2 separate regions of the Homo sapiens genome follow, and region 1 is linked to region 2. Evidence: read pairs that join two places in POLR2A ChIA-PET (ENCODE). Cell type or tissue: Panc1. All regions are shown on one strand. Each heading gives the region's core, and the rest is flanking DNA. Links, peaks and the distances in the headings are about the cores only.

The links. Peaks named below come from ENCODE experiments on the same cell type or tissue, not always from the same donor. Only the 100,000 strongest peaks of a DNase experiment are listed, where the experiment ranks them.
Region 1: POLR2A ChIA-PET joins it to region 2 with 17 read pairs; 6 of 35 experiments call an interaction of 5 or more read pairs at or near these places.

Annotation. Positions count from the first base shown.
Region 1 is chr17:66,395,880-66,412,003 of GRCh38, forward strand. The region is part of intron 2 of PRKCA (protein kinase C alpha); the gene reads left to right. It overlaps PRKCA-AS1 (PRKCA antisense RNA 1), which reads right to left. Exons shown (of 4, transcript NR_110822.1): 4 at 2,190-2,339. Among named protein-coding and RNA genes, the nearest start is that of PRKCA-AS1, 13 kb to the right of the region's middle. In Panc1, for the core only: no CTCF peak of the experiment used is centred there; no DNase peak of the experiment used is centred there; H3K27ac peaks cover 381 bases.
Region 2 is chr17:66,240,948-66,251,558 of GRCh38, forward strand. No RefSeq gene overlaps it. Among named protein-coding and RNA genes, the nearest start is that of APOH, 17 kb to the left of the region's middle. In Panc1, for the core only: no CTCF peak of the experiment used is centred there; no DNase peak of the experiment used is centred there.

The DNA of each region.
Region 1 (16,124 bases), core at 5,990-8,489, 150 kb after region 2:
CTTCTTTCCTGTACAGGAAAGTAGGTGTTGCAGGTTCCTTCTTTTTCACTCTTTCCTTAATTATGGGAAGGAATTCCACCAACATTGATGTTTAACCTGGAAAGTCTCCCACTAGGGAAAATAATTGGCACAGGCAGCATGTCTGTTTTTAGCATTATTTCAATATGGGTTTAACTGTTTTTTTTTTTTAATTGAATATTGTAACTATTAAGTTTAAAGCTAAGGATATGGTTGCTAAGTATGGTTCTTCTCTCACCTACTCAGTCTTTGGGTGGGTGAAATGCTACTTGTTGAATGAAATTAGAATAATTTCCATCTGAGTTTTTCAGGTTCAGCTGCAAATGCAGGAGTTGGTTTAGAGTCAGTTTATGAAGGAAGTTTTGGAAAACATTAGAGTATTTTGTGTGTGTGAAAATTAGACTTGTGGGAAGGAGTGTGGTAAAAACTGCTAGCAAACACTAGGCAAAATTTTTCTAAAAATCATTTGCCTTTTCCTTCACGTGTAAAAGTCATATATGTTCTTTGGAGCCAATTTGAAAGAGAATAAATCATCCATAATGCCATATCTTTACAGTCTTTTTTTTCCTTGTACCTTTAGATGTGTATTTGGTAATGTAGTTTTTACATAGTTTTATGCTGCTTTTTACACTTGTCATGTGTATTTTCACATTTTCTTATTTTTTCAAGAATTTAGCTTTTAAATGGCTGTGTAATATTTTTCCTTGTGAATGTTCTGTCATTCATTCTCTCTCTTTTTTTTTTTTTTCGTGACAGAGTCTCGCTCTGTTGCCCAGACTGGAGTACAGTGGCGCGATCTCCGCTCACTGCAACCTCTGCCTTCTGGGTTCAAGTGATTCTCCTGCCTCAGCCTCCAAAGTAGCTGAGATTACAGGCACCCGCCACCATGCCTCGCCCTGTCATTAATTTAATCTTTAATTCACCCTCTATTGTTGTTTTTTATTTTTCATTATTATAAGTAATGCTGCCATGAATACCTTTCTACATACATATTTATATGAATATCTAATTATTGCAGTAAAAACTAGTAGAAGCAATCATTCAGTCAAACAATCAAGACTTTTTTTTTTTTTTTTTTTTTTTTTTGAGACAGAGTCTGTCTCTGTCACCCGGGCTGGAGTGTGGTGGCACAATCTTGGCTCACTGTAACCTCTGCCTCCCAGGTTCAAGCGATTCTCCTGCCTCAGCCTCCCGAGTAGCTGGGGCTACAGGTGCCTGCCACCATGCCCAGCTAATTTTTGTATTTTTGGTAGAGACAGGGTTTCTCCATGTTGCCAGGCTGGTCTCGAACTCCTGACCTCAGGTGATCCACCTCCCTCAGCCTCCCAAAGTGCTGGGATTACAGGCATGAGCCAGCATGCCCGGCCCCAGTGTAGACTTTTTTTTTTTTTTTTTTTTTAGGGCTTTTGATATTTGTTGCCAAGTTACCCTCTAAAAACCTAGTGCAAGATTACATTTTCACCCCTGGGGTGTGAGTGCCTTTTGCCCCACAGTCTAGACCATGCTGGATTTATAATTTTAAGGGAATTTATTAATTTGTTAGATGGTGGATGTGTCATTTTGATGCAGGACTTTAAGGAAGAAAAGATATATCTTTAAAAACGTTTTCTGTTTTTCTTTTTTAGCTTGTCTTTTGGAGTTCTTGCCTTTGACTTAAGGGCAAATGTCTTACTGAGAGATGCTGGGTGCCTGGGTCACAGGTGGTTTGTCGTTGCCCTTTTTCTTTTTTTTTCCAACTCAGCTAAGTTCAGCACTAGTTTTGTGACTTATTACACAGAAGACTTGAATACATCAAGGGCCTCTAGAGATTTGTGGTAACATCAAGATGTGTAGTCTGTAATGTGTCATGGGGGGTGTGAGCCATTCAAGGGGAGTTACTCTTAATGGTACCATTATTCAGGATACAGTGCTGATGCCTGCATCCTGATGGCACCACTGTCGTCCAACTCTGTTTGTGACATTGTTCATGGCCTCTGCAGAGTCAGGGAGCTCCTCAGGATAAGGCTCTGTGACATCGTCTAAACTCCAAAGAAGTAGAGCCATCATATTTCCTTCCCCAAGGGAGCTGGCATCTACCATCACTGAGGATTTTTTGAGTCTCTGTACCAGGACATGGACCTCAACTCTTTATTTCCATGATTAATCCCTATGTCAATGTACATGGCAAATGCTAGCATTTCCTTCATTTTATTGACGATAGAATCAAAACTCAGAGTGTTTAGGTAATTTCCTTGAAATTACACAGCCAGGAATGGCCAAGGCTGGGAATTGAATGGACTCCAGAACCCATGGTCGAAGTCCAAGCTCAATATCTCTGAGACCTGGAAGGAAATGAAACAGACTAAAATCAGAGTAACGCTTAAAACCATGAAGATTCCAGCCCACAGATTCTATCTGCCACATGCAGACACGATTTATACCCCTAGAGGGAAACTGAAGAAACAAGGTGGTGGTCATACAATAATAGACTCAAAACCCAACCACACTTTTGAAGTGAATAGTGGCTCATGATGGCTTTAAACATCTTAGGAGAAAAATCAAAGTTGGTGATGGGCTAATTTGGAAGATTAGCTGAAAAAGTTAAGTGGCAAAGAACTAAGTGATAGTTGGAGTGAGGAAGGCATTTTGGTGTGGAGAGAGTAAGATTGGGGAAGGAAAGCTCCCTGGGTAACTGTAGGATTAGAAGCTGTGAGGAGTGTGGTTTAATCAGACAATTTGGAAGCAAGACAGAGAGGGAACAGTCCCCATTTGGAGAGTGTTAGTGTTCAGGGTAATCAGAAAGGAAGAGTCGGAAGCATATGTAATTAATGAACGAGAAAGGCAGATGGATGATGGGGAGGTGGGTGGCGTCGCGCTACTCATATGTTCTTTTGATAAGTAAAATTATAGCATAATTTCTCACTCATTGGAAACAAGGTTATGCAATTAGGATCCTGCTGCTGCTAAAAGCTTCCAGAGATTTTAGTGCACTGGGCAGACAGAGTGATGATGTTTACTTTAAAAATCGAACTTCTCGTTTGAGATACTTAATTTTATTTAATGCTCGATTTTTGTATTTACTGGTTCTGCATTTTCTCATGTAGATTAAGATCCAATTTAGAGAAGAAATATATGGGCAGTTTGGCTGTAGAAAGCACAGAGGAATGATGCTGTGGATATTGATGCACCATGTGGTAGACAGCATTTTCTTTTCTTTTCTTTTCTTTTTTTTTTTTTTTTGAGACAGGGCCTTGCTCTGTCTTCCGGGCTGGAGTACAGTGGTGCGATCGCGGCTCGCTGTACCCTCAACCTCCTGGGCTCAGTTGATCCTCCCATCTCAGCCTTCCAAGTAGTGGGACACCATGCCCGGCTAATTTTTGTATTTTTTTGTAGAAGATGGGATTTCGCCCCATTGTCTGGTCTTGAACTCCTGAGCTCAAGTGATCCGCCCACATTGGCTTCTCAGAGTGCTGGGATTACCTGGCTGACAGCATTTGTTTTAAAGCAGTAAATGAAAATTTGGGTATTCCTTTTAAGTTTTTCAAAATTTCAATCTGCAGTTTTTAATCTATACAAAAAACTGTGGTAAAAGACGCCTAACATAAAAATTACAATCTTAACCACTTGCAAGCCTACAGTTTGGTAGTGTTAAGTAGATTCACCTTTTGAAACAGACCTCCAGAACTTTTTCATCTTGCAAAACTGAAACTGTTTGCCTATCAAACAACAGCTCTTGGTTTCCTCTTCCTCCTAGGCTTTGGCAGTTACTATTCTACTTTGTTTCTATGAATTTGACTGCTTTAACTAACTCATAAATGGACTCATACAGTATTTGTCTTTTTGTGATTCGCTTGTTTCACTTAGCGTACTATCCTCCAGGCTCACCCACATTGTAGCATGTGACAGGCTTCCTTTCCTTTTCAGGGCTGAATAATATAACATTATATATATGGATATGTACATTGAATATCCCTTATCTGAAATGCTTGGGATCAGAAATGGTTCAGATTGGGGATTTTTTTAGATTTTGGAATATTTGCATAATTCTTCCAGGTTGAGCATCCCTAATCCAGAAATCTGAAATGCTCTAATGAGCATTTCCTTGAGCATCATGTTGGTACTTAAAAAGTTTCGAATTTTGGAGCATTTCAGATTTCAGATTTTTGTGTTAGGGATCTTCAACATCATTCTATTTTTTTAATCTGTCAATGAATAAAATTACAGTTTTAACCACTTGTACACATACGGTTTGGTAGTAGTGTTAAGTATATTCACCTTTTTTTGTTGTTGTTTGAGATGGAGTCTAGCTCTGTCGCCCAGGCTGGAGTGCAGTGGCACAGTCTCGGCTCACTGCAACCTCCACCTCATGGGTTCAGGCAATTCTCGTGCCTTAGCCACCTGAGTAGCTGGGACTACAGGTGCGTGCCACCACGCTCAGCTAATTTTTGCATTTTTAGTAGAGATGCGGTTTTGCCATGTTGGCCAGGCTGGTCTCAAACTCCTGACCTCAAGTGATCCCCCCGCCTTGGCCTCCCCAAGTGCTGGGATTACAGGTATGAGCAACCATGCCTGGGTTAACTATAGTCACCTTTTGAAACAGACCTCCAGAACTTTTCGTCTTGCAAAACTGAAACTGTCTGCCTATCAAACAACAACTCTTCGTTGCTTCCACCTCTTGGCTACTCTTGAGTAGTGTGGCTATGAACACGGGTGTACAAATATTTCTGAGACCCTGCTTTCAATTCTTTAGGATAGATAGCCAGAATTGAGATTGCTGGATTACATGATGGTTCTATTTAATTTTTTGAGGGGCTTCTGTACAATTTTCCATTGTGGTTACAACCATTTTACAGTCTAAGCAACAGTGCACAAAGGTTCCAATTTCTCTGCATCATTGCCAACACCTTTTAGAAACAGTAGCCATCCTAATGGGCATGAAGACTATCTATAGTTTATTATGTCAAGCTTTTCTTCATGGTTATAAACGAATATTGTGATGAGTGATTTATCTATGTTTGCTGCTTTACTCCCCAGGGGAGGATGAGTATACCATATATGTCCATATTGATACCTATCTCAGAATACTGGTTGTACAAAACTATTCCAGGCATTGTTCTTCTTTAAGTATTTGGGGTGTTTCTTTTTGCTTATAATTTAGTACAAATGTTCTCAGTTCAGTTAATAATGAGTCCTACTGTGTGGCAGTTGAGAACATGAAGATAACCAGAACACAGTTCCCGCCCTCAAGGGACTGATGAGAAGTAGCCACGTTTTGTAGGAACGGGCAAATGAAGTGGCAAAGGAAGGTGGCCATGGGTTGCCATAGGAGCGCAGGTGAGGGATGAGGAAAGGAAGCACTAAACCAGGTCAGCTTGTGACGTGGGATAAAGAAGGCTTCTTGCAGGTAAAGCCAGAGCTGAATTTGGAAGATGGTAGGAGTTCACCTGCTAACCTGGGAGGTGTGAGTGGAGTGCCTGCGGCTGGACCCACTTTGAGCAATTGGAAAGCCTGTATAGGAAACCATAGGTGACATGATGCCAAGTGGACATGACATTCAGGGAGATGATAGGCAGAAGGTGAGGCCAAAGAAGTTGGCTGGATGTATGTCAGAGAACGTGGTTTTTATGCAATCATTGATGGAAAGCTCATGACGCATTCAGTGATGTGGACGGCTTTGTGCTCTCTGCAGACCACTCTGAGGGCAATGTGGAGGTGGAGGCAGAGAGATTAGGTAAGAGGTTTTTGTGAAAGTTCAAGTGAGATAAGGAATGAACTAGGGCAGTGGTAGTAAGAATGAGGAGAAGGGAGAAAACCTGCCAAATACTTAAAAAAATTAGCAGCCATATGCCGGTTAAGTGTATGAGTGGTGAGACAGAGGGAACATTGAAGATAACCCACAGATTTCTGGCAGTGGTTCCGTGATCTGAAATTAGGAATATAAGAATAGACACTGAGGGTGGACAGGATCAATTCCCTTTTGGACATTTTGGGTTTGATGTGTCTGTAGAAGACACAAATGGTGATGTCCAGTTCACCTTGGGTTTGTGAGTCAAATTTGACAGATTCAGATAGAGACACACTCTTGGTTCTTATTAGATGTATGCAGTAGTTAAAACTATGAAAGCAGATCCATCCCCTATGTTGGAGGGGCACAAAGAAAAGGAGCAGCCCACCAAGGAGCTGGAGAATGAGAATCGGGGTGGACCAAGAGGGAGTCGTGTCTCAGGGGCTGGGGAAAGTAGAAAGGTTCCAGAATGAGTGAGTGGTCAGGAACTTCAGATGTAGCAAAAGAGGTCTTAGAATGTAAAGATGGAGTCACTTGGCAGTGTCAAGATACAAAGACTGAATAAGTTTGGCAGCGTGGAGATACCAGGCCGTGTGAAGATCCTTAGGACCTTTGTCCAGGCGGTTTTAGGAGCTTGGTGGTTGTGGGAAACTAATTTCAGGTAAATGTTTATAATGGCAGTAGAGTGACTATGGAGTACTCCTTCAGGAAACTTAGAAGGAAAGAGAGAAAAGTGAAAAAGAGGCCAAGAAATTTTTTTTTTTTTTTTTTTTTAAAGAATATGAGAGACTTGAGCATGTTACAGGGCAAGGGAAGAGGTTGTTGATAATTAAAGTAGCTGACATTTTGGAGGGCTTGCTCCATATCACCTACATCCAACAGCTGTATATCAAAGAGCTCATCAAATCCATCCAACAAGTCTGAGGTGTTGGGACAATTACTGTTCCCAGTGTTATGAATGAGAAACTGAGGTACAAGGATGTCAAGTGGCTCTGGGTGACACCAGCAATAAGAGAGCCCAGTTTCTCATAACCTGTGTAGATGTCACCATTTACCAGAGCACTGAGATGTTTGCTGGTTTTGAGGGAGAAGTTGAAGATTTAGGGTAAAGAAGGAATAATTCATAGAACCAAGTTCTAGAAGACACTGGAAGAGATGGGCTGAAAGCTTTGTGAAATTTGTTTTTTTAAATGAAGATGAAAAGTTTAATCATAAGGGAAAAATAGGGACAGTAAACAGAGTTGGATAGAGAAAGCTCCTAAATATTGGAGCCTGTCCTGGCTCTGCCTCCTGCAAGAACAGTGGTTTTGGTTTCTTTTCTGCACAAGGTGGTCCTTTTAGTCACATTTATTGATTGATTGGTTTCTTTATTATCACGGTTTGAGCTGTCATTGAGTATGTGACATTCTGTTATTTTAACAGTGTTATATTAAGAATCTACTCTATGTTTGGGTTATTTTCAGTCCAGTGACTTAAATGATAGCATGCCCTCCATTCTTGGTGACTTGTGTTGAGAAATCTTATGCTGGGGACATATTGAAATTGTTGCAATGTGGTTTAATATTACATGTTTTAAAAGCTAAGAAGCTCCTATTAGTCTCTGAAATATACCTGGTTTCCAATTTAGTCTACAAAGGAGATATCATTCCTGACCCTGATTTAGTGGGAGAGACAGAGATGCCTATATATTGGATGATGTATTATTCCATACACACCTACATACACAGCTCTGTAATGTTTAGGAGGCTTCAACAATGGGCAGATAGAAACCTGCAGCTCCTATTGCATTATAGCTCCTAAATAAGGTGTTAGCATGATTATTTATGAATTTACCCTGTGAGCTATAATTCAAATCCTTGGCCAATCAAAGGGAAAAATAAATCACTGGGAGTAGTGTTTTACTTAAAACCCATTAAAGCAATTTAAGTGAAAGTTTTTTTCAGGTATGAATACCTAGCTCCCTGCAGGAGGGCAAATGTTGATGTAGGGATATCTTTATTAATAGTCTTGGTGAAACTGAAGGAGAAGGCATACAATACAGTCTTTCACAGAACTCAGCAGTAGCCATAAATCCATTTATGAACAGTTCAAGTAATAGAGCTTTGAAGCATAACATTAGTTTTCAATAATGATGTTATTCTTTTAAAAAATCAGAGGTTTAAATGTAATGCATGGGGAAATGGGGCATAATAAATTTGAATAAGTAAGCATTACTTTTCAGTGGATCCAGCAGATTCCCTTTTTATTTTATTTATTGTTCAGGTTGTTGAATTTTGTTTATTCAAATAGTAAATGAGACATAGTCCAGGGAAGAGCCCTTTGCTTATGCTATATGATTTAAGGCCAGCTGCCGTTTTTCCTGAGCTACATACGCTTCATCATGTTGGAGGAATCAACTTCAAAAGTCAGCTGGCTGTTCTGCAGACAAGCACCAGACTTGTTATTCACCCTGAATCCTCAGCCTTAGCTCCCCAATCTCTGTTGCACAGAAAACTACAATTCCTGGGTGCCTGGAAAGAGAGGGACAAATATTAATTTGCATGACAGTATCCTGTGCAGGACCTCGTGCTAGGAGAAGCCCAGGAAATGTTTGTTGGTAGTTTTCACTTTGTCTTGCTAGAAAAGCCTCTACAGGAAATCTCCTCTGCTTCTAGGAACGTCAAATTTCAAATAATCCTGGCCAAGTAGCTGGTTCCTATTCTTGACTCCTTCATGGGGGCGGCGGAGGGGAAAGCTTCCTATGATAATACATTGCAGCATTACGCTGCCCAAAGTGCCAAGGGCGGTTGGGTACTATTCTTAGTGTTTATGTCTTTAGTTCTTGTTCTTTTACTTACTTATTTTTGGCAGATTACTGTTTACAAGCCTCAGGAAGTTAGCAGCAAGCTTGTCCCTTAGTCCTTAGCAATAACGTTTGAGAATTGCTGGAACCTGTTTGTCTTGTTAGCAACTACCCAAATACGAAGAAGCAAGGCTGCAAGGCAAGCACCAAACTTGTTATTCACCCTGAATCTTCTGCCTTGGCTCCTCAGTCTCTGTTCCACACACTCCCATGCTGGCTGCTGGAAAGGATGGTAGGCCTTTTTTTTTTTTTTTTTTTTTTTTTTTGAGACAGCGTTTCACTCTAGTGCAGGCTGGAGTGCAGTGGCACGATCTCGGCTCACTGCAACCTCTGTCTCCTGGGTTCAAGCATTTCTCCTGCCTCAGCCTCCTGAGTAGCTGAGATTACAGGCGCACGCCACCACGCCCGGCTAATTTTTGTGTTTTTAGTAGAGACGGGGTTTCACCATGTTGGCCAGGCTGATCTCAAACTCCTGACCTCAAGTGATCCACTCACCTCGGCCTCCCAAAGTGCTGGGATTACAGGTGTGAGCCACTGCGCCCGGCCAAGAGAGGGGTAGGCCTTTTTGATGGGATGGAAACTGCTCTTCCTGGGATTTCAGCCCGCCCCTATCTCTCCCATCAGGAGAGAAGGCAGAGCACAGTGATTGTCCATGGGCTGGTCTCTGTTCACTTCCCCAAGGTGCCGACACTGCGTGCACTCCACACGTGAGGCAGGTGTGGGAATGAAGCTGCCTGAAGGCCGTGGGGATTTCACAGCTGGTGAACCTGCTGTCCCTGAAGTGCCATTACTTAAACCCAGAGTTTTCTGCTCACTTCTCATTTTATTGAAAATGGTGCATTGGCAAAGTGATGTTGAACTGGAACTGACAACCAGCATTGTCCCTCTGCTTTCCTCAGACTAATCCACGGGCTGTCCACTCCCCTGTGATGCTCTCTGGATCGGGTCCAGCCCTTGCTTTCCTTGGAAAACACTACCTATATTTAGTGGTACCACTAGATCTTCTAGCATCCGTTTTCTGTTGCTGCATATTCATTAATAATAGGGAGAAAAAAAAAACCAACCCTTGTGTAATTGCTATTTGAATTTCACAGATAGAGTAGACATTTAAAGATTTAGTTGGCTTTAAAATGTAAATTTAGAAGTTCCTGGTAGGCAAAGCATGTTTCTCTAAGGGTTTATAATCCAATCATTCAATCCCTATTCCTTTACACGTAAAATTAATCCTTTCCAATAGGTACAAATGCCTGAATGGAGAAGATGGAAGGTTCTTGGCAGATGGCTATCTGTGCTCTTCATTGGCAATTTTTTTTTTAACTTGAAAAAGTCAAGCATTTTGGTAGGAGAATATGCTTTGCTGGACTCTGCCAAGTTTCTTGTGGCTGTGTTCCTATTAGTGGGCTTCAGGGGCTTCCTGTGGACAATTATTATGGTTGGTGTGGAGGAAAAATGGAATACATTATTTTCATCTTTTCATTAAAAAATGTGGCTTCCTTCCCTTTTCTCCAGCCAGCTGTCAGATTTGAATGCCTGCCCTAGTTTGCTCTGTCATCATCGAGTTAGTGGGTTGAGTGATGGGAGCTGGCAGAAGCCCATTAGAATGATTGCCAGTTTCCAAACACACCCCGAATCCCTTGCTACAGATGTCTAGGAAGACGGGATAACAGAAATTTGCCTCTGGGTTTCAGTACATTGATTTCTTGCTCATTTTAATTACAGGTCTCCCATTAAAGAACGGGGTGGGGGAGGGAAAGCAGCTTTGAATTAAAAATGTGACTTATTTATGGGTTTAGTTGCTTTACTATGAAGACTTGCTCTAAAAAGAAAGTTTCATTGGATGCTCTTAAAGTTCTTTATAAAAAGATCCCCATTGTACAGATGCTGACAACATTCCATGAACAAAAGGCTTATCTGGATCACCTAAAGGTCTGTCTGGAATCCAAAATAAAACTGGTGCCCAGGTGGCTAATTATCACTTTCTGTATCATGCCTGGAAAATACACAGCCTCCTTTGCCAAGAGTCTATGGCAGGGCAGAAAACGCTGCCCAGGCAGCTTCATGTAGCATTGTAGCTTTTCCAGGTTTTTTTTTTTTTTTTTTTTTTTTAAATGTCATAGAAAAGATACCGGTGGATATGAATCCTTTGTGCTGAAGTTGGATGGCAGTTAGAACTTAAAATTTAAAGAATGCATTCGATCAGTTGGGCTAATCCGTTTGGGTGGTTGGAGCCTGATACCAGGTAGGTAAAATTACACAGCCATCTACTTTCATTCTTTTCCACCCATTTGCCATGCCCTGCACTGTCTGCCAGGTGAGAGAGGGATGTCAGCTTAGTGCAGAGTTTTACCACACCTGGAGAAAAGAGCTCCTGTCTGCTTCTAAGGGACTGCGAATTGCTGGCAACTTCTTGATCTGTAGAGGACACTTCCTTTCCAGGAAATCTAATTTTGAGAAAACGATTGCACTTCTAAAGAGGTCTTTCCCGTGTGATCTCTAGACACTCTTCGTTGCTTTAAAATGAAAGCCTGGGTTTTAATATTTTTACATCATTGCATAGATTCAGAGCAACTAATATTTTGCTTGTTCAGTGGACACCTTGTTGAAGTATGAGTAAATTTGTGAATTGTAGTGTTTAGCCAACCTTTTTTTTTTTCCCATTGGTTTTATCCGTCTTAAAAAGGTTTGGATCTGTGCCCCACCCAAATCTCATGTGGAACTGTGATCCGCAGTGTTGGAGGTGGGGCCTGGTGGGAGGTGATCAGATCATGGGGGCGGATCCTTTGTGGATGGTTTAGCACCATCACCTTGGGCTGTTACTGTGATAGTGAGTTCTCGGGGATCTGGTGGTTTAAAAGTGTGTAGAATCTTCCCCTGACACTTGTGCCTGCAAGAAAGCTTGCTCCGGCTTTGCTTTCTGCCATGATTGTAAGTTTTCTGAGGCCTCCCCAGAAGCCAAGCGGAAGCCACTGTGCTTCCTGGACAGCCTGCAGTACCGTGAGCCAGTTAAACCTCTTTTCTTTATAAATTACCTAGTCACAGGTATTTCTTTACAGCAGTGTGAAAATGGACTAATGCACCATCTATGCATTATTTATTTGGACCTAAATATATCCCAGGAATTGTGCTAGACTGAAAATATAGTTTGTATATGCACATTTGAAGTTCATGTGATTCTGCTACTCTGAAAAATGTTTTGCATTTTTTGTTTAAAAAAAAAAAGTAGATTTCCTTTTCTTTACAGTTAAATTAGCATATTAGTTTAAAAAAGTGTTGTATTTTATGGTTCATTAACAGAATTTTACGATTTTCTAACTTGCCAAGGATTATGGTGTTTATTCTTGAACATTGCAAGCCCCATTGAAAGTTTGGATGTAACATAGGTATAGATTTTTATGTGTGTTTCTTAGAAATAACAGATAAGCAGTTTAAAATCATTGCTTCCATAAAAGCTGAAATTCGTCTTTTTGAAATAGGTTGGGTAAGGATTTGAGCATTTATGTAATTTGTTGTTGGAACCACCCATCCTCCATGGAGGTTATGCTCAATTACGTATTATAAAAATTGGCATTGACACTAATTCACTTTCTGTATCTCTTTTGGATAGATGGATGATATACAGCATAAGAAAGATTTACTGGAAAAGATGCTGTAATCAAAATAGGTTGTCCAAGGCAACTATAGGTTGATAGCGTGTTATTTGCAGATAAACTGAAATTTTGAAAGAAAGAATATTTGGAAGGAAAAGAATTTCAATCCGATTATCCAGTGTTTTTAGACCTTCTGGCTATGAGATTGAATTGACTATATTTCATTGACTGTTAATTAATTAGTACCTTTGTAATGGTATAATTTAGAGAACTGCATTTTAGGGCATTACTTTAGTCTCAAGGTTGTCAAATATTGTAACTTGAGCTTTGAAAACTAGTTTGTAAAAATGAGGGAATACATTTAATCCATGTCAACTAATTTGAATCAATGACATAAAATACAGCTTGGGCATTAAAGCACCGTGTATATGTTTGCGTGTGCTTGTCTAACTGGGACTGTCTATGTCAATCTTCTGTTACCTTATGCGTTGTTTGGTTTATCTAGCTTTTTAAAAAATTGGTTATAGTCTTACTTCATGCATTTTTAGCACAAATCTTCATTTCATTTTACCTTCACCAGTAATAAGAGCAGAAAAAGAGGTCAGCAACAAATAATTTGCTGCTCATTAGTTGAGTTGATGTGTGGGAAGTATAGCACTTTTGATTGAAATGGTGGTTGTCGGCCGGGCGCGGTGGCTTGCACCTGTAATCCCAACACTTTGGGAGGCCGAGGTGGGCGGATCACAAGGCTAGGAGTTCAAGACCAGCCTGGCCAACACGATGAAACCCTGTCTCTACTAAAAATACAAAAATTAGCCGGGCGTGGTGGTGTGCGCCTGTAATCCCAGCTACTTAGGAGGCTGAGGCAGGAGAATCGCTTGAACCCGGGAGGCGGAGGTTGCAGTGAGCTGAGATCACGTCATCGCACTCCCTCCCCAGTCTCAAAAAAAAAAAAAAAAAAAAAAGAAGAAGAATAAATAGTGGTTGTCAGTTATCAGAAAACCTTAACTTTTTGGTAAGTTTTTGAGTTACCTCTTGTAAGTAAAGGCTTGAGGGAGTTTAGGAAGCACTGTGACGTCCACTCATGAAAGACAGAATATACCAGGGCTGGGATGGGATGGAGGCAGGGGGTGAATAAGACTTAGGGGTTCGTTCTCCCTTTCTCCTCAGGTTCACTTGTTGAAAGTCTTGGATGCTTCTGTGAGGCCTTAGGGGGTACCATGTCTAACTTGTGCCTTCTCTATTTTTGCATACAAGGCAGGTGACACCTCCTTGTCTTGGACTCCTGTGGACCATGTCTGTTCCATTGATGAATTAGCATTTATGATAGATTATTTTTCTAGGGATGGAAAAACTTAGGAAAGCCAATGCCTGTTGCCTGCATTAGTATACCTGATAGCTCTGTACAATATATGCTGTCACTCTCTCAGATGGATTGGAAGTATTAGAAACTATCAACCTCTCAAAATTCTGTATTTGAAAATAGTCTTGTATTTTAGATAGATAAAATCAGAAGTCTTCAATATTCTGAGAGCTCCACATAGAAATCAGACTCAGGGCTGGGCGCGGTGGCTCACGCCTGTAATCCCAGCACTTTGGGAGGCCGAGGTGGGCGGATCACAAGGTCAGGAGATCGAGACCATCCTGGTTAACACGGTGAAACCCCGTCTCCACTAAAAAGTACAAAAAAATTAGCCAGACGTGGTGGCAGGCGCCTGTGTCCCAGCTGAGACAGGAGAATGTCATGAACCTGGGAGGTGGAGCTTGCAGTGAGCCGAGATCACGCCACTGCACTCCAGCCTGGGCGACAGAGTGAGACTCCGTCTCAAAGAATAAATAAATAAATAAAAGAGAAGAAATCAGACTCAGTTAGTAGATCGTGCTGGTCTGTCATCATCTACTTTGTTCACTCGTTCGTTTGTGTGTTCATTCCTTTGTTCAATAAACAAGTACCAGCTGTTGGCCTCCTAGTGCCAGGTGCTATGCCAGGCTTGGAGTGAAGGTGAGGACTGGTTCAATATCTCCCCAGTCCCTTTCACTAAACTTTATAGCAAATATATTAATGGATTTCTACCTTGGGAATCTCTCTTTAATTTTATAGGTGATACCAACAGAGATTTTTTTTTTTTGATTAATGATTTTTTTGTTTGTGTTTTCATTATTTGGGGATGCTTTTTCCTATTTATATGAGGAATATTTGTACATGATGAATACTGTGAACACTGCAAAAAGATTTCCCATGAATGAACTCACAAATGGAAACTCAGACGTGGCTGGTCTGTGTTGCTTGTCACTGAAAACTGGACTAAGTCATTATAGCTTTTCCTTGTTTGAGGGATCTTTTGCAGTTGCTGAAACTGCTAAATAAACACTTCAATATAAGAAAATTACACCTTAGCTTAAAAAATATTGTTATTTTTGGTTTCTGAGAGCAGTTATATAAATTTCCTTCCAATTCATTGACATTGTTAGGTAGTTGAACTTTTTGTTTGTTTGTTTGTTTGAGACAGAGTCTCACTCTGTTACTCAGGCTGGAGTGTGGTGGCGCGATCTCGGCTCACTGCAACCTCCACCTCCCAGGTTCAAGCGATTCTCCTGCCTCAGCCTCCCGAGTAGCTGGGACTACAGGCATATACCACCACGCCTGGCTAATTTTTGTATTTTTAGTAGAGACAGGGTTTTACCATGTTGGCCAGACTGGTCTCAAACTCCTGACCTCAGGCGATCCGCCCACCTTGGCCTCCCAAAGTGCTGGGATTACAGGCGTGAGCCACCTTGCCCAGCCAGGTAGTTGAACTTTTGAACTTAACCAGTAAATTACTTTTTCATGTGTGCGCTCTACTCTGGACAGGAGTTTGCTTTTGCTTTGCCTTAGAGATGCCCTTACCCACCCACAGAGCCTGAGTGAGCTGATCTGTGCATAGACTTAGTATTTTCCATGTTTGATAATTGTATATATTCTCTGTTAATTCTGTTTTTGTTTTGTTTGTTTTGTTTTGGGGACAGGGTCTTGCCCTGTCGCCCAGGCTGAAGTGCAGTGGTGCAGTCATGGCTCACTGCAGCCTCAACCTCCTGGGCTCAAGCGATCCTCCTACCTTAGCCTCCTAAGTAGTTGAGAGTATAGTTGTGCCCCTGTAGCACCAACATCTGGCTTTTTTTTTTTTTTTTAAGATAGATTCTTTCTATGTTATCCAGGCTGGTCTTGAATTCCTGGGGTCAAAGGATCCTGCCAAAGTGCTGGGATTACAGGCATGAGCCACTGCGCGCAGCCATGCTTGCAAATTCTTAAGTCTTTAAAAACAGCAGTCTTTGGTCTTTTAGACACACTTAGATGTTTTGAGATTATCTGTGTACTTATTGTTTTGTTAAAAAAACAAAAAACCATGAAAACCCATCCTGAAGTTTTAGTTTGCCTGCCCTCTGGGACAGCTATTCTCAAGGCATGGTCTGTGGACTGCCGGGAGTCTACAAGACCAGAGGGTCTTTAAGGCCAAACCACTTTTCATGGTAGTACTTAGATGCTTTTGTTGTTTTCACTGTTGACAGTTGCCCGAATGGTGCAAAAGCAGAGGTGGACGAAACTGCTTGTGTCTTGGTGTGAGTCAAGGCAGTGGCACAGCCACTAGCGGCCGTCCTGATCTTCCCCTCCCACCAAGTGCAGTAATAAAGGAAAAGAGTCAGTTTCACTTGAGAGTGGCCTTGATGAAGCAGTATTAATGTCATTAAACCCTGACTGTGCTGCAGGGATTCTTGTCTGAGCAATGGGCCGCCTACTTTCTGGTAATTTTTGAGAATATTAAAAAAACCTTACTTTTTATTACTTTTTAAAAATATTCTTTGTAATAAAATGAGAAGTATGGATAAAGTGCCTCTGGACACTGAGAGATCATTATTTTTCAGGAAAAAAAATCTT
Region 2 (10,611 bases), core at 6,690-9,189:
CACCATTTAGGGTTATTTCTTTTCAGCATTTGTATATGTCATAATCAGAATTGGAATCATATTCGGTATATTGTTGTATATTTTATTTTCATATCATGAGCACTTTCCCAGATTATTATTTGTGTCTTCAAAGCTTGCTTTTTTCTTTAATGTCTACACAATCTTACATCATGTAGATGCTCTCTATTTTGACCATTTCTTTACTTTGGGATATTTGGGTGCTATCTTTCACCATTATGAATAAAGGTACAGTTAAGATTCTTTTTTTTTTTAAGTGAAAGTAAGTTTATTAGGAAAGTAAAGGAGTAAAAGAATGGCTTCCCCATAGGCAGAGCAACCAAGATTCTTTTACAAATTTTTTTTCATTGAAACAGAGTCTTGCTCTGTCACCCAGGCTGGAGTGCAGATGCAATGGTGCTATCTTATTCACTGCAACTTCCGCCTCCTGGGTTCAAGCTGTTCTCCTGTCTCAGCCTCCCAAGTAACTGGGATTACAGGTGCCCACCACCCATACCTGGCTAATTTTTTGTATTTTTACAAAAGCAGGGTTTCACCATGTTGGCCAGACTGGTCTCGGATTCCTGGCCTCAAGTGATCCGCCCACGTCAGCCTCCCAAAGTGCTGGGATTATAGGCATAAGCCACCTCACTCGGCCCTTTTATAAAATTTTTGAATAAATTGTTTCCTTAGGATAGAGTCCTAGATGTGGAATTACTTAAGCAAAGGGTAAAACATTTAAGAATCTTCAAACATACTGCCTAGTTGCCTTCCTGAAAGGTTAGCCCAATTTTTGTTCCGATTTACAAGGATGAAGTTTCTAAACCTAAGGTTGAAAGCTGACAAAGAGAGAGACCGATTATTTAATTGTTAGTTTTCTTCTGACTTATTGGTAGAGTTTGAATATTTGTGCCCCCAAATCTCATGCTGAAGTGTAATTCCCAGGGTTGAAGGTGTGACCTGGTGAGAGGTGAATGGATTATGGGCAGATTTCTCAGGAATGGAGTAGCACCATTTCCTTGGCACGTGTGAGTTGAGTCCTCATGAGATCTGGTTGTTTAAGTGTGTGGCACCTCCTCCCAGCTCCTTCTCTTGCTCCCTGCTCCCTCTTCACCTTCTACCATGAATAAAATTTCCTGGAGGCCTCTCCAGAAGCCCAGCAAATGCTGGCTGTGTAAACAGCCTGCAGAACCATAAGCCAATTAAAACTGTTTTCTCTGTAAATTTTCTAGTCTCAGATATTTCTTCACAGCAACCCAAGAACAGACTAAAACACCTATATAGCAAAAAAAAAAAAAAAAAAGAAAGAAAGAAAGAAATTACACTCACACTGAAAAATAAAAATGTATATCAGGAAGATGGAATAAAAGTCCAGCTAGAAAATAATACAAGAAACTAGCTGTCCAAAATGAATTTAGGGGCTAGAAACCCAGGAAAACATATTCCAAGTTGTTAAAACGTGTAATTGTGACCCTGGGAAGTTCACTATCAACAATATTTACAATATAGGATGGTAAGGAGGACAATCTAATAAAATGAAAATTGTATTTTAAAATTCATGTACAATTGGCTGGGTGAGGTGGCTCATGCCTGTAATCTCAGACCTTTGGGAGGCTGAGGCTGACAGATCATTTGAGCTCAAGAGTTTGAAACCATCCCGGGCAACATAGTGAAACCCCATCTCTACCAAAAATACAAAAATTAGCCACGCATGGTGGCACACGCTTGTAGTCCTAGCTACTCAGGAGGCTGAGGCAGGAGGATCACTTGAACTCAGAGGCAGAGGTTGCAGTCAGCTGAGATCACACAACTGCACTCCAGCCTGGGCAACAGAGCTAAAACCTGTCTCAATTAAAAAAAATACATGTACAACACTGTGATACTGTTAAGAATATATACCCACATACACAAACCTGCACATTCTGCACATGTACCCTGGAACTTAACATAAAGATTTTCTTTTTTTTGAGATGGGGTCTCTCTCTCTGTTGCCAGGCTGGAGTGCAGTGGTGCAATCTCGGCTCACTGCAACCTCAGCCTCTCCAGTTCAAGAGATTCTCCTGCCTCAGCCTCCCAAGTAGCTGGGACTACAGGTGTGTGCCACCACACCCAGCTAATTTTTGTATTTTTAGTAGAGATGGGGTTTCACCATGTTGGCCAGATGGTCTCCATCTCTTGACCTTGTGATCCGCTCAACTCAGCCTCCCAAAGTGCTGGGATTACAGGCGTGAGCCACCATGCCCGGCCTAAAAATTTTTTTAAAAAGAATATATCTAGAAAAAATGCTGGAAGTTAGTGTACCAAAATATTGAGTATTTGAGTTAGAAGGAGATTTTTTTTTCTTGTTTTCTCTGCTTCCAAATTTTATGTAATGTGTTTGTATTATTTCATGATGGGAGAAAAAAACATTTTCAAAAACGATGAACACAAAGATGCCTGAAGACACAGAAGGAAAAGCAATAGATTCTGACAGCCAAGCCTCAGTAAGTTTGACATAAATCCACAGCCCAATGGTATGAATTGTTAAACAAATGGTTTATGGGTATGTAGATGAATGTGAAATGATGACTGAAAAATAATATGAACTCTCTTCAAAACATTTGAAGGTTTCAACAAATTAAATCCAATTATGTTTTTTGACATTGTTATTAGGTTAGTAGAAAAGGGCAACACTTTAGCTACAATGTATATCCCTCTTTTAGTAAAGCATTTGATGAGTTATCTACTGGCATCCTTGGGAGTAAGATACCGAACTGTGGCTTGGGATATGGTACTTCTAAGTGATTTGACAGCTGCTTGTACAAACTGTATATGAAAAGTTCTGCTCAATAGCTATAACATGAAACACCCAAACTCCACAGAGGTTTATTAGCTGCCATAGGTCTAGATTATATGAAAGTAAAATGAGGACTTGGGGAATGATTCATTATTTTTTAAGAGAGTAGAGGCATGAATGTCTCCCACAAATATCATCTATTGCTTTTTGTTTTAAGCTTAAATCTTTTTTTTTTTTTTTTTTTCAGATGGAGTCTTGCTCTGTCGCCCAGGCTGGAGTGCAGTGACACGATCTCAGCTCACTGCAAACCTCCGCCTCCCAGATTAAAGCAATTCTCCTACCTCAGCCTCCTGAGTAGCTGGGATTACAGGCATGCCCTACCACACCTGGCTAATTTTTGTATTTTTAGTAGAGATGGGGTTTCACCATGTTGGTCAGGCTGGTCTCAAACTCCTGACCTTGTGATCCACCCACCTCGGCCTCCCAAAGTTCTGGGATTACAGGTGTGAGCCACTGCGCCCGGCCTTAAGCTTAAATCTTTATATATATTTATTTATATTTATTTTTGAAACAGGGTCTCACTCTGTCACCCAGGCTAGAATACAGTGGGATGATCTCCACTCTCTGTATCTTCAACTTCCCAAACTCAAGTGATCCTCAGCCTCTCAAGTAGCTGGGACTACAGGTGTAAGTCACCACACCCAACTAATTTTGGGTTTTGTTTTGTTTTCTTTTGTTTTTTGGTAGAAACTGCGTTTTGCCATGTTGCCCAGGCTGGTCTTGAACTCCTGGCCTCAAGCAATCTGCCGGCCTCAGCCTCCCAAAGTGCTGAGATTACAGGCTTGAGCCACCCCACCTGGCCTAAATCTTTAAGTTTAAAGTGAGTATGAACACCCACCGATGTTGATTCATACTGGCCTCTTCGAGAGGACCATGGATCTTAAGAAGCAGTCTTATGATATTGTGAAAGTAAAATATCTTCAGCCCCCAAAATCACTAAGGAAACCTCAAGCTGGAAACTGCTTAGGGCAAACTTGCCCCCCATTCTATTCAAAGTCACCCCTCTGCTCACTGAGATAGATGCATATCTGATTGCCTCCTTTGGAAAAACTAATCAGAAACTCAAAAGAATGTAACTTCTCTGCTTTGAGTCTTCCTGCCTTTGCTTCAAGTTGTCCCGCCTTTCCAGACCGAACCAATGTACTTCTTACATAAAGCAATTAATGTCTCATGTCTCCCTAAAATGTATAAAGCCAGGCTGTGCCCCGACCACCTTGGGCGCATGTCGTCAGGACTTCCTGAGGCTGTGTCACGGGCGCAGGCACATCCTCAACCTTGGCAAAATAAACTTTCTAAATTAACTGAGACCTGCCTCAGATTTTCTGGGTTCACAATGTCTGGATATGTGAACAAGCAAAAATACGTCAAGGAGCTTGACAGATGACTGCCCTTGTCTCCTAGATCAAAGGAAATTCAACTTATTATTTAACCTGTCAAGAATATCTGTGCTTTCCCCTTTGTTTCTATGTGTTCTCTCATTAATTTTCTTCACCATGGCATGTCCCCTTCATCTACTGGCTCTGTTTGAAAACCTTCACTTTTGTCTGTCTGCCAATATCCCACAGCTAAGGAACCTCACACTACATACACACAAATATACTCCTCTACCCCCCAGTTCATTATTTTAAAAGCTGACAGTTAAGAAAAAATTTCAGGCCAGGCACACTGGCTCACGCCTGTAATCCCAGCACTTTGGGAGGCCGAGGTGGGGGGATCACCTGAGGTCAGGAGTTTGAGACCAGCCTGCCCAACATGGTGAAATCCTGTTTCTACTAAAAATACAAAAATTAGCCCGGTATGGTGGTGGGCACCTATAATCCCAGCTACTCGGGAGGCTGAGGCAGGAGAATTGCTTGAACCTGGGAGGCAGAGGTTGCAGTGAGCAGAGATTGCGCCACTGCATTCCAGCCTGGGCAACAGAGCAAGACTCCATCTTGGAAAAGAAAACGAAGAAGAAAAAATTTCAAGAATAAGACAATAGGCTGGATGCAGCAGCTCACACCTGTAATCCCAGCACTTTGGGAGGCCGAGGCAGGCGGATCACCTGAGGTCAGGAGTTCAAGACCAGCCTGGCCAACATTATGAAACCCCATCTCTCCTAAAAATACAAAAAATTAACTGAGTGTAGTGGCGCATGCCTGTAATGCCAGCTACTTAGGAGGCCGAGGCATAAGAATCTCTTGAACCTGAAAGGTGGAGGTTGCAGTGAGCTAAGATCACACCACTGCACGCTAGCCTGGACAACAGAGTGAGACTGTGTAAAAAAAAAAACAAGACTATAGAATTATTTCCACAGTCCTATTCTGTTCAATATCTTCAACAAATTGGATAAAGAATAAAAACAAGAGCCAGGCGTGGTGGTTCATGCCTGTAATCCCAGGACTTTGGGAGGCCAAGGTGGGTGGATCACGAGGTCAGGAGTTCAAGACCAGCCTGGCCAAGACGGTGAAACCCTGCCTCTACTAAAACTACAAAAATTAGCTGGGCGTGGTGGTAGGCACCTGTAATCCCAGCTATTCGGGAGGCTGAGGCAGAGAATTGCTTGAACCTGGGAGGCAGAGGTTGCAGTGAGCCAAGATGGCGCCATTGCACTCCAGCCTAGGTGACAGAGCAGGACTCCATCTCAAAAAAAAAAAAAAAAAGTATAAGAACAAAACTACAAATTTTCAGATGTTACGCAACTGAGAGAACGCAGAGAGAGTTGATCTCAAAAACCTTACCACTTCAGCCGGAAACCACAGGATACATTTCACAAGATCACTGCAAATCTCAGCATGCAGGTGAAGTGGAGGAGGAAGCAGCATGAGCTTGAAGAAGTTCCAGATGTTTCCATCAACCACAAGTTTAGCCTGACCTGCTAGTGACACAGCTGAAGTGTAATTGAATTAGGCTGTGTTCAGACACAGAAAACTCCAGTCTTGAACACAATTACTGCTTTGCACTGTGTTGGTCAGACCAAAGTTTGGCAGTTCTTCAGGAGCATACTGAAAAGCCAGACCTCTCTGAAGGACAATGAAAACTCTGAAAGTCATGTAACAGGATAATAAGTCAAAGTATCATGAAAGCCTACCCTGGAGAAGACTAAGAAAGTCTCCAAATATTTCAAAAACCATTATGTGGAAGGAGTTTTAAACTTGTTTTCAGTGGATTCTGAGCACAGACTTTGGGTTAATGGGTACCAGTTTTAGAGAAGAAAGAAAGATTCAATGTGTGAAAAAATGGATTTTTTTCTTTTTCTTTTTTTTTTCGAGACAGGGTCTCACTTTGTCCTCCAGGCTGGAGTACAGTGGCACAATCTCAGTTCACTGCAGCCTCGACTTCTGGGGTTCAAACGATCCTCCTGCCTCAGCCCCCACCCCAAGTAGTTGGGACTATAGGTGCTTGCCACCACGCCTGGCTAATTTTTGTATTTTTTTGTAAAGACGGATTTCACCATGTTGCCCAGGCTGATCTTGAACTTCTGAGCTCAAGTAATCTGCCTGTCTCGGCCTTCCAAAGTGCTGGGATTACAGGTGTGAGCCACGGCGCCTGCCCTAATGTTTAATAATTAAAGACTTTCAGCAATGAAGTGGGTTTCTTCAAAAAGTGATGTGCATCCTGTCAATCATAACATCAAGTTCTAGGCCCTGGAAGTTCAACTGAGTGATCATCCTAAAATAACATATTGGGTCACTCTTCTGCTTAGATGCTCCATGGCTTCACATTAAAATTAGAACAAAGGCCAGGCATGGTGGCCCACGCCTGTAATCCCAACACTTTGGGAGGCCAAGGCAGGCAGATCACGAAGTCAGGAGATCGAGACCATCCTGGCTAACATGGTGAAACCCCGTCTCTACTAAAAAAAATACAAAAAATTAGCTGTGCGTGGTGGTAAGCGCCTGTAGTCCCAGCTGCTCAGGAGGCTGAGGCAAGAGAATGGTGTGAACCTGGGAGGCGGAGCTTGCAGTGAGCCGAGATCACGCCATTGCACCCCAGCCTGGGCGACAGAGTGAGACTCTGTCTCCAAAAAAAAAAAAAAAAAAAAATTAGAACAAAATGCAAACTCCCCATCCTGGTCTACTAGGCCCTGTGTGATCTGGCTCTGCTGACCTGTATCAGCAGCTTTCTCCCTTTTCCTACTTTTCATCCAAGTATTCATTTACTCCAGGACTGTTCTTCAAGGTCAGCCATGTGCTGGCACAGTTGTGAACACAGCAGGCAAAATCTCTACCCTGAAGTTGCTGACATCATAGTGGGAGAAGAAAGACAAAAATAAATAAATAATAAACAAATAGATGAAGGGTTAAGGTAAGTGCTATGTAGAAAAATGAGCAGGGCAGGCCAGGCGCGATGGCTCACACCTGTCATCCTAGCACTTTAGGAGGCTGAGGCTGAGGCTGATGGACCACTTGAGCTCAGGAGTTCAAGACTAGCCTGGGCAACATGGCAAAACCCCGTCTCTATAAAAAATACAAAAATTAGCTGGGTGTGGTGGCAGGTCACGGTTCTCCTGTCCAGCTCACTGCCCCTGGACCACTCCATGTAGAAGTCCTCAATAAACCCTATGTCTCGCTCACTGGCTCTGGGTCTCTTTTTCAGCCTCTCAGACATGGTGCCATCCTTATTATGGCCAATAAATGTCCCACACAACACATGCCTCTCAAGGGCTGACTCTGTCTTTACTGGCTGCATCCCCAGCACGTAGACCAGTGCCTGACACAGTCAGTGCTCCAGAAATAGCTATTAACTGACTGATAAGGGAAGCAATGAGGGAAGTAATGTCGTTGCTCAGAGCCATTTCCCTGGCAACACTTGCCAACTGGAAGTTCACTTCCGCTAATAAAATTCTCTTTGGAAAATACAGATACAGCCTGGGCAACATGGCAAACCTCCATCTCCACGAAAAAACTGCAAAAGAAAAAAATTAGCCAGGCATGATGGCATGCACCTGTGGTCCCAACTAACCAGGAGGCTGAGGTGAGAGAATGGCATGATCCCAGTTCAAGGATGCAGTGAGCTGTGATAGTGCCACCATACTCCAGCCTGGGTGACAGAGCAAGACCCTACCTTAAAAAAAAAAAAGGCCAGGTGTAGTGGCTCATGCCTGTAATCCCAGCACTTTGGGAGGCTGAGGCAGGTGGATCACAAGATCAAGAGTCCAAGACCAGCCTGGCCAAGATGGTAAAACCCCATCTCTACTAAAAATACAAAAATTAGCTGGGTGTGGTGGTGGACGCCGGTAATCCCAGCTACTCGGGAGGCTGAGGGAGGCTGAGGCAGGAGAATCAGCTTGAAACCGGGAGGCAGAGGTTGCAGTGAGCAGAGATCATGCCACTGCACTCCAGCCTGGGCAAAAGAGTAAGACTCCGTCTCAAAAAAAAAAAAAGAAAGAAAGAAAAAAAGAAAATACAAATATAAATATGTCCTGGAAAAGTTAAGCCTCATTCATATTGTAATATGAATGAACTAATTTAATCAGATGACCTACATATAGCAGATAGAGTAGCATTCAAAAGGTAAGCATTTTGGTTGAAACAGAAGGGATTTTTTTTTTTTTTTTTTTTTTTTTTTTTTTTGCAGAATCTTGCTCTGTCGCCCAGGCTGGAGGGCAGTGGCGCGATCTCTGCTCACTGCAACCTCCAATTCCTGGTTCAAGCAATTCTCCTGCCTCAGCCTCTCGAGTAGCTGGGATTACAGGCACACGCCACCACGCCCAGCTAACTTTTGTATTTTTAGTAGAGATAGGGTTTCACCATGTTGGCCGGGATGGTCTCAATCTCCTGACTTTGTGATCTGCCTGCCTCCGCCTCCCAAAGTGCTGGGATTACAGGTGTGAGCCACCGTGCCTGGCCGGGATATCTTTTTATTTTTTTGAGATGGAGTCTTGCTCTTGTCACCCAGGCTGAAGTGCAGTGGCGCAATCTCTGCTCACTGCAACCTCCAATTCCTGGTTCAAGCAATTCTCCTGCCTCAGCCTCCCGAGTAGCTGGAATTACAGGTCAACTGATCCGCCTGCCTCAGCCTCCCAAAGTGCTGGGATTACAAGCACAAGCCACCGCACCTGGCCCAGGAGGAATACCTTGAAGGGAGTTCTAGGCCTCAGTGAAGCTGGAACAAAAGAGTCAAAGTATGGAAGGAGAGCCAGTGTGGTGGCCCAAAGAGAGAGAGGGCAGAACTGGAAAAGATTTAGAAAAGGTGACTGATAGGTCTCAGGACACACCACCCCCAAATATGACTGCAGGAGACCAGAATATGCTACCCCAAAATATGTCTCTTTTATGTATGGGTTATTTCGAGCTGGTTATTTTGAGAAACTGCAGACACAGGAGTATTTCAGAAAAGTCGCCCTTTTGTAAGGAAATTTACATCTATAAAGAAAATCACTAGAAACTCCTAAAGGATGGAGAAGGCCTGGACTTAACTCTGCATAACAAACCTGACCCTTGGCCAGGAGCAGTGGTGGCTCACGCCTGTACTCCCAGCACTTTGGGAGGCCAAGGCGGGTGGATCACCTGAGGTCAGGGGTTCAGGACCAGCCTGGCCAACATGGTGAAACCCTGTCTCTACTAAGAATACAAAAATTAGCCTGGTGCTGTGGCGCATCCTTGTAATCCCAGCTACTCGGAAAGCTGAGGCAAGAGAATCCCTTGAACCCAGGAGGCGGAGCTTGCAGTGAGCCAAGATCCCGCCATTGCACTCCAGCCTGGGCGACAGAGTGAGACTCCATCTCAAAAAAACAAAACAAAACAACAAAACTGACCCTTGCTTTTCAGTGCTTTTTCTGGCCATCTTGAAAGACTGTGGGGTCTTTCCCCACACCTTTCTTTCTTTGTTTAATAAAAAGGGCAGCATTTAAACCTGAAGATTAAACTTTTCCTTGGAGATCTACTCTGGAGGTTTATGCATTTCTCCACGGTTTTCTTCCATGCGTACATGAGGTATACACGCTAATAAACTTTTGTTTGTTTTTCTCTTGTTAATCTGCTCAGGGAGTCCCAGTTAAGAACTATGGAGGGTAGAAAGAAAATTATTTTTCTTCCCCTACATAACCAAAGTTAATCTTGTCATCTTATCACATCTCTTGAGGCCCCAGCAGCAGCTGCTTGCAAAGCCTCAGTTAAAAGATAAGATTGCCACTGAATAGTGTTTCTTAACCTTTCTCAAAGTCATTTTTCAAAATAAGCCAATGCAGTTTATTATTTACTGCTTGTCTTCAGCTAGTAGCAAGATAGAGCTTCATGTGGCTGTAAATGGGGGAAGAAATTACTATAACTCCTGACCCTCCTTTTCTTCCACACGTAGATGTTAGTCCCTGAGATGTATTTATCAAAATCAGCATGATAAATATAAAAATCTCAGCTAGGCATGGTGGCTCACGCCTGTAATCCTAGCACTTTGGGAGGCCGAGGCAGGTGGCTCACTTGAGGCCAGGAGTTCGAGACCAGCCTGGCCAACATGACAAAACCCAGTCTCTACTAAAAAGTACAAAAAATTACCCAGGCATGGTGGCACATGCCTGTAATCCCAGCTACTTAGGAGGCTGAGGCATGAGAATCACTTGAACCCAGGAGGTGGAGGTGGTAGTGAGCTGAGATTGTGCCACTGCACTCCGGCCTGGGCGACAGAGTGAGATTGTCTCAAAAAAAAAAAAAAATCTTATGCCCTCATTTCATGTTATTTGAACAAAAGACCATGGCTAACACTAGATCACAGCAATGGACATAAGAGAAAAATTTTTTGTCTTGAATTTTACGTATTTAACATTTGGGCCATATAGTAGTGTGAATTGTCTATTTCTA